Regions from separate parts of the Homo sapiens genome. Here region 1 is linked to region 2. The links are chromatin contacts, found by Hi-C or POLR2A ChIA-PET in ENCODE. All regions are on one chromosome and are shown on one strand. The core of a region is the stretch at or near the end of the contact, and the rest is flanking DNA. Distances in the headings are between cores, read along the strand shown. Region 1 holds the start of GPR171 (G protein-coupled receptor 171). Region 2 holds the start of ERICH6-AS1 (ERICH6 antisense RNA 1).

What was found. A loop is a pair of places that touch in the nucleus more often than their neighbours do. ChIA-PET counts read pairs that join two places held with the same protein, here RNA polymerase II (POLR2A). Pooled maps may share reads with other maps.
Region 1: a pooled map shows a loop between it and region 2 (4-fold over the local background). The contact joins the promoter of GPR171 here to the promoter of ERICH6-AS1 in region 2. A Hi-C loop is called at or near these places in 4 of 50 pooled maps. POLR2A ChIA-PET finds 5 or more read pairs at or near these places in 3 of 52 experiments (MCF 10A, activated T-cell and naive thymus-derived CD4-positive, alpha-beta T cell).

Annotation. Positions count from the first base shown.
Region 1 is chr3:151,201,202-151,208,617 of GRCh38, forward strand. It overlaps GPR171 (G protein-coupled receptor 171), which reads right to left and starts at 2,015. Exons shown (of 3, transcript NM_013308.4): 1 at 1,903-2,015. The region is part of intron 16 of MED12L (mediator complex subunit 12L); the gene reads left to right.
Region 2 is chr3:150,700,377-150,707,653 of GRCh38, forward strand. ERICH6-AS1 (ERICH6 antisense RNA 1) reads left to right here and starts at 3,188. Exons shown (of 3, transcript NR_121675.1): 1 at 3,188-3,291. It overlaps ERICH6 (glutamate rich 6), which reads right to left and starts at 3,544. Exons shown (of 14, transcript NM_152394.5): 1 at 3,120-3,544; 2 at 1,745-1,802. The coding sequence starts at 3,522. RefSeq lists enhancers at 3,420-3,499, 3,650-3,739.

The DNA.
Region 1 (7,416 bases), core at 765-3,264, 500 kb after region 2:
TGCATACAACCACGTGCACACACTCTCTCTCTCTCTCTCTCTCTCACACGCACATTTAAAAACAAAACCTAGGCCCATCCAATAAGTTTAAACCAACTTTGCTCTCAAAGCTTCCATAACCTAGTTTCTCTCTACCATCTCTACTTACATCCCAGATTAAGATTGGGATTGGTGGGGTCTCTATTATTCTGTGTACAGTTCCTTCCTGCCTTTATACTTTTGCATGTGATAGAAATTTTGGAGTCATAGGATTTTAAGGATGGATGGAAACTTTATCGATAGCCTGTAGTCTAATCCCCAAGTCAGTTGAGGAGATTGAGGGCTGGCACTGGTGTGTTCCTCAAGCTTTCACAGCATGTTCAGGCAGGACTAAGATCTGTTCTTATTGGTCATCTTCTAAGCGCTCTGCATTTATCCTTACTATTCCTGAATCCTGCTTATTCCAGAGCTTTAAGGAAGCTCCTCACATCTGAAAGCTACTCCAGGCTTTACCGATGTCCTTGGCGACCATGAATTTGGATAGTTACCATTTGTACCTTGGAATTTTGAACATACTTTTCTTCTTTATGTGAAAAACTAGTATTCGTGTGCATTGATATAGTGTCACATCTTTGCTTATTGTTACTTTCTAAGGCCCTAGGATTTTGGCTTACGCACTTCTATTTCAAATATTACATAATAATGGTAACATAATGTGTTTCTTTAAGTGCTCCATTGCTTGCACAACTATAAAATAAGTCTGTTGTATCAATGAGACGTATATGGTAAAGAGAAGAATTAGAGTAATTTATTTTGATTAATTTTCTCTGTAGCTAGAACTGACGATATATACCGTACATGAATAATTTATCTGAAATGAATAATCATTCAGTAATTCTCAAGAATCATGGAGCATCTCACATTTCTCACATTTGTGTTTGTGAACTTTTGTCTAAATTGCAGTGAGAAACAAATCTGTTTATTTAAAATTTTTGCTTATGTAAATTAGAGGTTAAAATATTGTATAATAACATCCTGTGTTCTGTGTCACAAGTTTGAGAACTAAGTGCTTAATAAATATTTTACCAGACAGTTACTTACCAGTGAAAATGTGAGATACTCAGAAGTAGTGCAGCAACAACAATACAAGATTTTAACTGTCTCTGTAGTTTGGATAGAGTGCCCATTGCTTAGAAAATAAATAAACTGGCTGGGCACAGTGGCTCACGCCTGTAATCCCAGCACTTTGGGAGGCTGAGGCGGGTGGATCACTTGAGGTCAAGAGTTCGAGACCAGCCTGGCCAACATGGTGAAATCCTGTCTCTACTAAAAATACAAAAATTAGCCAACGCGGTGGCGGGCACCTGTAATCCCAGCTACTCGGGAGGCTGAGGCAGGAGAATTGTTTGAACCCGGGATGTGGAGGTTGAAGTGAGCTGAGATCGCACCACTGCACTCCAGCCTGGGTGAAAAAGCGAGACTCCTCAAAAACAAAACAAAACAAAAACAAAATAAAAGCTTATTAGATTTTCTATGGGAATCACAGTGGAATCTTCTTGAAATCACCTATTGTAATGTTTGTAGAGGAAAGTCATCTTAAGGCCTGTTGTTCCCTGTTGTGAAGATCTACAACATGGCCTCTATCCACCCAGTTATAAGATTGAGTTACTGAATAGTTATGCTCGCTCAGGTATTCAGTCTGGTGTCAATTATCCTGTCTTTTGGAGACAGATGAATGGGTTCATCAGATATAAGAAAATTATAGTGTCATTCACAGCTAGGACCTATTTAGAGTTTAAAAATTGATGCTTTTTTTTTATACAGCTTGGCTTTTTCTACTTATAAGCCTTAAATACTGAAAAATCACAATTTTGTTTTCCACGGAAAAGCATTTGAATATATTAAGTGTTTAAAAAGACATACCTGGGGCTATCTTCTGTGAGCCTCAGCAAGCCTTGCTGCAAGTCTTCAGAGAAGCATGAGCTGTTTGGTTAGCCGCAGCAGTAGCAACCCCATTGCAGGCTGCTGGCTTTACTAAAAATTTCCTTTCCTTTTTGTGTGGTTTTAAAATGTTGCATATTGACGTAGATGAAACTGTGGTTTGCAAGTAGTTTAACTTTATGAAAGTCTCCTAAAGAAGTTTTTTTAATGTATACAATTTCATGTATGCTTTCTTAAGCAATTTATTTGTCATATTTTTTAGAGAAAAGATCTTCATTTAGTACCTAGCCTTTTTTTTTTTTTAAAGTATCCAAGGTATGTTTTGTGTCATAATGATTTCAAAGAATATCACTCTTCATGCCTTGATGGGGATTAATAATTAAAGATATAAGGTGTTTAAGCAAATATTTTTTCAGTATATATAGTAACACAGCATTTCAAAGTTAAAATTTAAAAAATAGTTGCAGTTTTTATTCCTGCTGAGACACCTATTATTAAAAAAAGAAGTAAACAAAAAGATGTGTTTTACAGAGTCAGCTAATGTATACATTTTATTTATCTTATTTTATGTTCATTATAGAAAAATCTGGAAATAGAAATAAAAAAGGAACATCATTATGCAGAGAGATAATTACTGTTAATATTTTTGGTACATAAGTTTTAAATTTTTTCTATGCTTATGTATTTCCACTTAGATGTTATTCATACTATTTTATAGTTTATAATTTTTCATTGAAGAATATATTATATATTCAATTTATGAGATTAGACTTGTAATAAGTATTTGTCTGTTTGACTCAAACAGCCTGATGAATTGGAATAGTATTTAGTAATTAATAGATTGTGTGTAAAGGAACCCTACAGTGTGTATTTAAGTTGTTTGGTTAAATGTTCATTGTGTCTGTGGCAGAACTAACTGAATGTTTGAAAGAAGCCTAGCATGCTGGGGGACCTAACAAACATATTTTCAAGAGTTCTGAATTTTCTGGTTCAAAGTTGATGTGTTAATGCAAAGCCATTGCCTGGTTATTTAGGGTCTGGTTTCTTCTAATGCTTCATTGGCTTGGTAGGTGCTTTGGTTTCTTTTAATAATACTTGGTCAGTTTTCTGGATAAGAAAAAAGAAGATACCTTTCCAGGATCTAAAATTAATCTCTTGGTATTAGTTTTTAAAAAGAAAAATGTCTCAAAAGATGAAATGAGAAGTATCTAGCTAGGGAGAATTTAGGGAAAGTCTAAGGAGACTTTTGAAAAAAATGTAAAGATGCTTATGATGATATTGGTCACGTCTCAGGTATTCTGACATTCTCCCAAATTCATATAATTATTATTTTTGCCAGTGAAGACCATAAATTATAAACTAGGAGGGAAAAAGCAAATGTTTCTCAAACATTTTATGTTAAGAACCACTGTGAACTTCATCATCATAGTGCTAGGAAAGGATCTTTCTTTTAAGATATGTATGCTTCAACATTGTACAGGACTCACTGAAGAACATACTTGTAGAAAAGATATATTTGCAGACAAGTAAGTGAGAAGTGATCAGGGTTTACATCCACTGGAGGGTAGAGGAGATGAAAGGGAGAGAATTTAGAGATGAGTGGAGTTGACTGCAAACAGTGGTGAATGATTTTACCATGGCATGGAGAAAAACTGGGATGAAAGATTTTTGACAGTTTCTGTTTTGCTTTTTTTAGTTAGGTCTCTTTATATGTTTACTTCCTCGGTTCACTTTAAGGTTGTAGACACAATTGAAAAGTACAAACAATTGTACTTAAAAATCTACCCAGACCACAGTTTCTGTGTCTGGATTGCCAAATGTGAAAGCACTGAAGTGCCCTTGTTCTCAGAGTTCTATTTAATTTTTAGAATAGTGAGAATTAATCTTTTAATAGATGAATCATATTCCTCCTTCTGAGAATGAGCTTAGGCAACCTGGCTTTGTGTGGAAGTTTATTCACAGTGGAAATACATGTAGTTTTCATTTTTTAATACTAGTTTCATTTGATTTTCTATAAGCCACTTTTTTCTATCTGTTTCACTGAGGACAAGTGTTTGTGACTGTACTTAGTGTTCCGGGAAGTTGCATGTCATCACTAATACACACCCAAGCGGGAAGAAGTGAGGTGAAGTTATTTTTCCCTTACCTTGGTCATGGCAGTACTTTTTGTTAAAGAAATAATCTATTCATTACTTATGAATATTTCATGGATATTTTGTATGTGTAAAATAAAAATTAAAGCTAAATTGTCCACCAAGTTATGAATTGAGAAAGAAAATATTTTCTGTGGTCAACTCTCCTATCCATACAAAACGTGCTTTTGATTTTATTGAACACAAATACCAAACAACGGTATTTCAGTAGAAATACTTGCTTTGAATATTTAGCGTTTTTAAAATGTGCTTTTTCGGCATAGCATGGAAGCCATTTGGAACTAATGAGGAAGGGGAAAGCAAATGTTGGGGTCGGTGGTCACTGCCACAGCCGGGCACAGGTCTGAGGACTTGTTTTTGTTAAAACAAGCCATGAGATACAGGAGATTCTGCCTCTTACAGATGGGGAAACTGTGGTGCAGAGAAATTAAGGCCCACTCAAGCCTGCACAGTTAGACCCTAGCGTCCCAGCTCTTAGTTATGCTTCTTACAATGAAATTGCTGGGGACAGTGATTACAATGGAGGCCATCAGGTCAATCCGGTCCCCCTTCCCATTTAGTATTTGTAACCATTTGAATTTGCATGCCATTGGGTGGTAGAACAGTGTACCACTGTTCTTGCCTTCCTCATGGAGTTTTCAGCCTCTGGAATGTGAATTTGGGACGCTCTTACATCAAAATAATTTACAAATGGAAGATTTTTATGATCAGTCACTTCTGCCACAGCCTGTGCAACTCCAGTTCAGCCCTCTCTCTATAGCCGTTGTGCTTCAGGGTTATGTTTTGAAAGAAAATAATTTTTTTTTTTTTTTTTTTTTGCACATAATATTCTTTCCCACCTGCGTTAGCCCAAAGATTTTTTTCTGTGCTCTGAGATTGGTAGCTTTAAATCTGAGAGTGACTGATGTGATTAAGCAGTGTAGTTTTAAAGTGAAATGTAGACGTATGGTTTCCATGTTACTGTTTCTGTATTATTTAAATTCTGCCTTGTTTTTTTTTCTTTACTGAAATGGAGAATACATGTTTGGAAATGATTTGAAGGCAAATTTGTTTTTTTCACATTCTTGGAATGTGAACTCAGTTAAAAGAATGGCTGGGTACATTACCCTGTCATTTCCCCTTGACAGTCCTTTTGGTTGTCTGCCTTTTTGTTGATGTTATTGCGTCAACATTTCATTTTACCTTTTGGTTGTGAGGTGTGACTGCTATTTGGTCCATGGTTAAAAGATAATTTATGGAGGGGAAATTTATAATAAAGAACTTTTAAAGATTATCTCGTTTCTTTTTAGTCACTGAATTTCATGCTTTTTTTCCCCCATTTGTTTGTTTATGGTCCATTTCTTATGAACTTATGACTAACACATTATCTTTTTTTTTTTTTTTTTTTTGAGACAGAGTCTTGCTCTGTCACCCAGGCTGGAGTGCAGTGGTGCAATCTCAGCTCACTGCAAGATCCGTCTCCCAGGTTCACGCCGTTCTCCTGCCTCAGCCTCCCGAGTAGCTGGGACTACAGGCACCCACCACCACGCCCAGCTAAATTTTTGTATTTTTAGTAGAGATGGGGTTTCACCGTGTTAGCCAGGATGGTTTCGATCTCCTGACCTCGTGATCCACCTGCCTCGGCCTCCCACAGTGCTGGGATTACAGATGTGAGCCACCGTGCCCGGCCATGACTAACACATTTTCAAAGCACAGAACACATTTTTAAAACTTTTTAGTTACTTTCCAGGAGAATGTTCTTTGGAGAACATCTCCCTTTTCCTAGCCATGTGATTTTTTTTTTTTTTTTTAAGACAGGGTCGTCTTACGTTGTCCAGGCTGGAGTGCAGTGGTTATTCAGAGGTCTAATCATAGCTTGCTGCAGTCCCAGACTCCTTGGCTCAAGCAATCCTGTTGCATCAGCCTCCTGAGTAACTAGGACTACAGGGGCACAACACTGCACCCAGCCATGTGAATATTTCTTGATCAAGTATTTATGAAAAATTATAACAGCAAATATTTATCAATTACAGGCTGCCTCCTGAGCTCTTATCCTGGAGAATATTTTATGCTTTGTACAGGAATGAAAAGGAATCTTATCACCTGCTATGTGCTGTTAGAACCTGTGGGAATCCGGGTATTGTAATGCTCCAGACTGTGGTGGGGTGAATAGGAGCTTCTTCAGAATGAGCTACAAGGTGGCATGCTTGGGGGATGACACAGATAATTGGAGTATGAGAAATTTTGGGGGGGACTGTCAGGCAATTTGGGGGCTTGGGTGTCTCTGTGAGGAAAAGATTGAGACCAAATCTTGGATGCTCCCTGGGATTTTAATAAAGTAAGCATTGGAGAGCTCATGGTTATACAAGGCAAGGAGCTGTCAATTGGGCAGTATTAGGTGAATCTACCAACATTGGAGTTTGCTTGGTTAGGAGAGAAAGTGGAAGGTGAGAAGCCAGTTAAGGAAAGATTGCAGTCATTTTAAGTGAGAAGCAATAAGGATCTGAAATTACATGGGAAGGGAGGAATAGCTGAGAACCACTGCAGAAGTAAGATCACTGCAGGGTGGGGTAGAGAGGGAGCAGAGGAGACTGAGGTTTTAGTCCTGGGAAAGGAAGTCTGAGGAGAGAGGCAGCTTGGTCAGATAGAAAGGTGAATTTGCCTTATTGGCTGACAAAGTTTTTATTTGATATAGCTTAGATAGATTTTTATTTTATTCTTTTTCATTTAGGTTTTAAATGTTTCTCAGAGCTTTATCTGTCATTAACCAGAACATTCTGAATGTACTTTGCAAACACTTAAGGAGCTCTTATTTTGAATGGCCTTGATGGAAATGCTGGTTTTCTTATTTAAAATAAGACCATTTTTCTTATTTTTTACCTAACTACTTTCATACTGTTAGCCAGATATGAACTACACTTGGCCATGCCAATTTTTTTATAGTTGCTTGTTTTTCTTAACAAGAAAGTGAATTTGATGTGGAGTTGAAGTTGGCTTTTATAAGGATTATGTTCTCATGCAGTCAATATGATATCAGAGAGAGCTAGTATTCCTTTAGAAAGATAATGGTTGAAAGTACAACATAACTAACAGCTTGAAAAAAGCTGCAAGTTAAATGTAGAGACCCTTTTAGCTTAGAAAATAGAACATTGAGGCCGGGCGCTCACGCCTGTCATCTCAGCACTTTGGGGCCCGAGGTGGATGGATCACCGGAGGTCGGGAGTTCGAGACCAGCCTGGCAAACATGGTAAAACCCCATCTTTACTAAAAATACAAAAATTAGCCAGGCGTGATGGCGGGTACCTGTAATCTCAGCTACTTGGGAGGCTGAGGCAGGAGAATCGAACCCTGGAGGTGGAGGTTG
Region 2 (7,277 bases), core at 1,938-4,437:
AAGAAATTTCAAAGCAGGCAAGAACTCAGAAATTTGACTATCCGTGAGACCTATATAAAAAATTCACCTGAGGAGTTTCTCCAGCAAAAGGAAAAGCAACAAAAGAAAGAAGACAATATGGGAACCAATAAAGTGTGGCTGGTGAGCCAACCCAGAAAAACTGTAGACAGAACAACAGAGAGTCAAAAAGTTTATTTTATTATTATTATTTTTTATTTATTTTTTGAGATGAAGTCTCACTCTATTGCCCAAGCTGGAGTGCAGTGGTATGATCTCGGCTCACTGCAACCTCCACCTCCTGGGTTCAAGCGATTCTCCTGCCTCAGCCTCCCAAGTAGCTGGGAATACAGGCACACGCCACCATGCCCGGCTAATTTTTGTATTTTTAGTAGAGACAGGGCTTCACTATGTTGGCCAGGCTGGTCTTGAACTCCTGACCTCGTGATCTGCCCACCTCAGCCTCCCAAAGTGCTGGGATTACAGGTGTGAGCCACTGCATCTGGCAAAAACTTTACTTTTTAAGAGACAAGTTTTATAGACATAGGATTATATTTTCTTGTCCATAGATTCAATCATATTACTGGTTTGTCAACATAGAAGTGTTAGTATTGTTTGTTGGTTTTCAATTTTTAGAAACAACCCCAGAGCACTTTAATTATAATTAACAAACCATAATACAAGCATAATAAAGCTTGGAAAAGTAATATAACTTTATGTAAATATACACTGCATTTTAATATAATTTATCATTTCATATAGTTTGTTGTTAATTGGGAAAAAAGAGGAGAGAAGAAAGATGGAAGGAGGAAGTGCATTAACATGTTAATTTTTCATTATAGTCAATAGATACTAAAATTGATGAATCAAGAAGTAGAGGTTTAAATACCTCGAAGTCCTAAATGTTAGAAAAACTAAAAATAATATAACTACCAAAGTGGAGAGGTGGGAATTCAATACACATGTCAGAAATTGATAAACCAAGAAATGAAAATGTCATTTTAAATAATGGAAACAAAACTGAAGGTGAGTGGGAGTGGGGGTGAAGAAGGGCATGAGATTTTCATTTTTATACCTTTGTGTAGTTTGATTTTTTTAACCACATGTATACATTATCTTTATTACAAATTGAATTAAAAGGATAACTAAAAACATGTAAGTGAGACAGAACAATTCTCCTTAGACTTAAGAATTCAAAAGTTGCTTACAAAAGCAAAGTTAGGGTAACTAATAATTCAAGATCATTGACTCAGGTTTGGTGTGAGATTTCAGGGAATATTTACAAAGATGTTCCAGAAGGCATTTCACTGGTATCTTCTTACTATAGTTAAAGTGCCTGAAGGCTAATAGCAATAACAAGAAAAAGAAGAGAGAGAGAGGAAAAAGGAAAAGCTATTATTTCCACTCTCTTCCACAAAAGGCGTCCCTGGTCACTCTTGCATTTAGCCAATAAAAGCTATATTCAAAATTCTCAAGCACTTACAATTGCACACATGGCATATATAGTTATTCTTTCATGTTACATTGATAAGTGGACATGTAATCTCTAGAGCTAGGTAATAAGCTGGGGATAAGTGGGAACCTTTATCTCTTTCAAAGTGTCTACCAGTGTATATTTAAAAAAAACTTTTTAAAATAAGTAAGTCACAAATGCCCTGGATTATTTTACTCTACTTCCTAACATGTTTATCCAAAAGGTAAACATTATTGGGTTCAAAAAATGTGAAATTTGAAAACATTTTCTTACCTATCTATACTCATTTCAGACATGTCTTTCCTAAATGTCTGAAATATTTTAGGGAAACCTGTTGAATGAAACATTTAAAAATCAGCTATTCCCTCTAAATCAAAAGGTCAATTCTACCCCCCCCAGGAACACATGGCAATGTCTGGAGACTTTTTTTTTTTTTTTTTTTTTTTTGAGACGGAGTCTCGCTCTGTCGCCTAGGCTGGAGTGCAATGGCGCGATCTTGGCTCACTGCAAGCTCCACCTCCCGGGTTCACGCTATTCTCCTGCCTCAGCCTCCCAAGTAGCTGGGACTACAGGCGCACGCCGCCACGCCCGGCTAATTTTTTGTATTTTTAGTAGAGACGGGGTTTCACCATGTTAGCCAGAATGGTCTCGATCTCCCGACCTCGTGATCTGCCCGCCTAGGCCTCCCAAAGTGCTGGGATCACAGGCGTGAGCCACCGCGCCCGGCCTGGAGACATTTTTGATCATCGCAAGGATGTGTGCTTCTAGCACAGCCACGGGTAGAGGACAGGGATGCTGCCAAATATCCTGTAATTCACAGGACAGTCCCCAATCCTCCCCAACAAAGAATTATCCAGACCAAAATGTCAACACTAGAGCTTGAGAAGCCTACTCTAGAAGACTTCTCTGCTTCTTTTTTCAAGGAAGTGACTGGAGTGGCTTCAGCACAGGATGTTAAACACAAAAGAGAGTTGTTTTTTTTTTTTGCAGGACTGTTTCAGTAGTACAGCACCCTTAAGGCACTTCTCTGGAAATAATATGAGTGTGTGTGTGTGTGTGTGTGTGTGTCTGTGAGAGAGAGAGAGAGGGAGAGAGAAAGAGAGGGGGAGGGGAGAGGGAGGGGAGGAAGAGGGAGGGGAGGGGGAACAGAGAGAGAGAGAGAGAGAGATGTCACGGTGTGAATGCACGCAAAAATGTTATAAAAATGAGCACTCCCAGCAGCCTGGGCAACATAGTGAGACGCCAGATTAGCTGGGTGTGGTGGCGTGTGCCTGTAGTTCCAGTTACTCGAGAGGCTGCGGTGGGAGGCTTGAGCCCAGGAGGTCGAGGCTGCAGCCACTGCACTCCAGCCTGGGCGACAGAGCGAGACTCTTGTCTAAAAAAAAAAAAGCACTTCATACAGCCATGCCCAAGTTCAACTTTTATGGTGTTTCGCCTATATCCTAAATCGTGCCTCATCACAACAGCTCAGCCAAGGGTTCAGTGTCTCTGACAAGGGCGTGAGAGAGATTAGGTGTGTGGAATGGTGCATGCATTTAGAAATCAGGCACGACGCGCAGGTCGACGAAGGCACCACCCAGGAGTGGGTGGACCAGGTGCCCCCTGGAGACGAGAAACCCTCGAGGAAGGGGTGGGTCGGGGGCGGTACTTTTATGCGAGGAGGTGCTGGAGGGTGGGCTTGCGCTCGGCGTTTCAGTGCTGGTCGCGCTCTGGCTGGGCACGAACGTAGAGGTCAGGCTAGGGCTGACGATGCTGGCTAAGCGGGGGCGCACGTCTGGGAAGTCGTCGTCGTAGTCACCGATGTCCGTGACCTTCCAGAGGTACTCTTCGCTGAACGTCTCAGGGGCCTCCAACTCCTGCTCTTCCCCCACCAACTCCTCCTCCACCACCTCCTCCTCCTCCTCCTCCACCTCTTCCTCCTCCTCCTCCACCTCTTCCTCCTCCTCCTCCACCTCTTCCTCCTCCTCCTCCTCCTCTAACTCCTCCTCTGACTCCTTCTGGTCCTTCTTCCCCGGGTCTCCGAAGCCGCTAGGCGAGCGCAAGTGGGCCATGGCTGGCGGGAGGCGGGATTACAGCCAGCTCTTTGGCCGCGGCCCCGGTCGGCTCTCGCGAGCGCGAGCCTCTGTTGTGCGTTGGTCTCCCCGGGCAACTGCTTGCCCTGCGCCACCGAGCCTCCCGGATTTAAAGCGGCAGGAGCTGGTTAGCCGGATAGAATGTGGGTGCCGAGGGCCGGTGGGGGCCACCGCAGACTTCTTTCTGTCCCTGCTCTTCAGCGTCTCTGAAACCCCTGGCAGCCTGCGGAGAAACGATCTTTTCTTCGTCTCTCAGCTTATTTGGGGCCTTTTTTTTTTTTTTTAACTTGGGTGGAGGAAGTGGCTTCTAGCGACGGACACACACGGTGCCATTTGGTATTGCGGATGCTGGAGTCTGGTTATTGAGTAGACAGATGCTTGCTGGAACGTCCAGTGAAACTTTATTTACAAAATCAGGCGCCAGCCCTTGGGCCCTCGTTTGCGGATATTTTTAAAATAGCTTTAAATATTAATAAGCGTATTAAAATTGCCTTAAATGTTAGTTATCTTAAATATTGTTAGATTAATATTAATTAATCTTGATTGGCGACATTTTTAGCGTCCCATAAATTTTGCTCCTTGCTGTGATCTGGGTCCTGCTTCTTACTTGGCCCATCTATCCATCCTGGAGTAGAAAAGTCCTGAAGCATCTGGCCACCTAGGTACCACCTGCGTCCTTCTGGGACTTTGTATTTACTTACATTTTTGTAAAATATATACATTTTTTATTTTTGAGAGACAGGATGTCACTCTGTCACCCAGGCTGGAGTGCAGTGGCGGCATCATGGTTCACTTCAGCCCTGAACTCTTGGGCTCCAGTGATCCTCCCACCTCGGTCTCCCAAGTGGCAAGGACAACAAATGTGTGTCACCACGCCTGGCCAATTTTATATATTATATTATATTATATTATATTATATTATATTATATTATATTATATTATATTTATTTTGAGACGGAGTCTCGCTCTGTCACCCAGGCTGGAGTGCAGTGGCACCATATCGGCTCCCTGCAACCTCAGCCTCCTGGGTTCAAGCAATTCTCCTGCCTCAGCCTCCCGAGTAGCTGGGACTACAGGCACGTGCCACCACGCCTGGCTAATTTTTTGCATTTTCAGTAGAGATGGGGTTTCACCGTGTTAGCCAGGATGGTCTCGATCTCCTGACCTCGTGATCTGCCTGCCTCAGCCTCCCAAAGTGCTGGGATTACAGGCGTGAGCCACAGTGCCTGGCCTGTATTATATTTATTTTGAGACAGGGTCTTACCCTGTCGCTCAGGCTGGAGTGCAGTGGTGCTATCTCAGCTCACCGCAACCTCCTCCTCCCGGCTCAAGCTGATCCTCCCGCCTCAGCCTCCCGAGTATCTGGGACTACTTTTTGTAGAGATGGCGTCTTGCTATGTTGCCCAGGCTGGTCTCAAACTCTCGGTCTCAAGCTCCTGGGCTCAAGAGATCCTCCCATCTGGGCCTCCCAAAGTTCTTAGGATTACAGACGTGAGCTACTGTGCCTGGCTAGGGAATATTTTTGAAAGTAGAGTTCTTGCAGGCTAAAGGAGCAGGCAGCACAGATGAGAGGAGACATCTGAGTTGCTTTAAAAGGAAGGGCAAAATGTGGTGACCAGAGAGGAAAGTGAAAAGCTTTCCAGCAGGCTCACGGCAGGAAAGGAGGGTCAGGACAGGGAACTATGTGTACAGATATTGAGGTACAAATAAGGTAAGTGTAATTTAAAAAGAGAAAATAAGAAAAAGCTCATTTCTTTTCTGGACAATACTAACAGTTTGATGCTGGAAGCTATCTTAGAAGTTAGGAAATTCAACCAGGGTCCTCAGAGAGCAGACTGGAAGTCAGGATGTGGGGATGAGACACGGGGCTGGCAGACAGCAAGGGTGACAGTGCTTGTGCTTACTCCGCTTGTGCCTGCTGTAGCTCAGTTCTGTGACTGCCCTGGCATTTTCTCAATTGTGTGGTGAATTAATTTGTTTAAGTACTCCTTGTTTAGACCCTCTATTTAAGACCTTTTTTGAACATTTTATGGAATCTCCTTCCCTTGGATCTACTTACTACGGAAAGAACAGTCCCTTATTTTCTCATGAGTTGATGCCACTCTTGTTTTGGCCGTTCAGAGATAATATGATGCTGGGTCAGTTTATATTTTCCCCTTCTCCATTCCTGGTGTCTAGCTTGACTCAGGAACTTGAGATTTGAGAACCAGGCACCAGCCCTGACTAACTGTGACTTTGGGGTTACTGAGCCTCAGTTTCTTGGTGTGTTAAATGGAAATATCAGTACCTTTCCACTTAATTTATGGGGCTATTTTGAGATAAAATTTAATTATTGTTTATTTTCTTCTTCTTTTTTTTTTTTCCTAAGATGGCATCTCAATGTGTTACCCAGGCTGGTCTTGAACTCCTGGACTCAATCCTCCTACCTTGGCCTCCCAAAGTGCTGGGATTATAGGTGTGAGTCATCCTGTCTGGCCTATTTTCTGAGGACTGATTTTGTATTTTATTATTATTATTTTAGGACCACATAACTCTGTTTAGAAAATGTTTCTAATGTATTGAGTGCTTCAAAGGTATATTAGTTCGATTTCACACTGCTATAAGGAATTGCCTGAGGCTGAGTAATATATAAAATAAACAGGTTTAATTGACTCAGTTCCATATAACTGGGGAGGCCGCAGGAAACTTACAATCATGGCTGAAGGTGAAGGGGAAGCAAGGCACATCTTACTTGTTGGCAGGAGAGAGAGAGTGCAGGGGAAACTGCCACTTTTTCTTTTTTTTTTTTGGAGACAGAGTCTCACTCTGTTGCCCAGGCTGGAGTGCAGTGGCGCAATCTTGGCTCACTGCAAGCTTGGCCTCCCGGGTTCACGTCATTCTCCTGCCTCAGCATCCCGAGTAGCTGGGACTACAGGCGCCCGCCACTACGCCTGGCTAATTTTTTGTATTTTTAGTAGAGACGAGGTTTCACGTGTTAGTCAGGATGGTCTCGATCTTCTGCCCTCAGGTAATCCACCCGCCTTGGCCTCCCAAAGTGCTGGGATTACAGGTGTGAGCCACCATGCCCAGCCAGAAACTGCCACTTTTAAACCATCAGATCTCATTGAGAACTCCCTCACTATCACGAGAACCGCATGAGGGAAACCACCCCCATGATCTGATCACCTCCCACCAGGTCCTGCCCTCAACATGTGGGGATTACAATTCAAGATGAGATTTGGGTCAGGAAACAGAGCCAAACCATATCAAGAGGTAATGGATTTTTAAAAAATTTCCTATCTCAAGTATATAATGTTATGTAATTGTTCCCTATTGTCATCATTTGATATTTTGTTTGCCTTTCTTTAATTTTGTTTTTAATTGGCACATCATAATTGTACATATTCATGGGATACAGTGTGATGTTTCAATATGTGATACATTGTGTGAAAATCAAATCAGGATATTTAGCATATCCATCATCTCTTACATTTATCGTTTGTATTAGTTCCTTCTCACACTGCTAATAAAGACATACTTGAGGCTGGGTAACTTATAAAGGAAAAAGCTTTAATTAGGCCTCAGGAGACTTACAATCATGGCAGAAGGGAAAGCAAACACATTCTTCTTCACATGATGGCAGGAAGGAGAAGTGCCGAGCAAAAGTGGGGAAAGCCCCTTATAAAACCATCGGATCTCGTAAGAACTCACTCACTATCATAAGAACAGCAGCATGGGGGTAATTGCCCCCACGA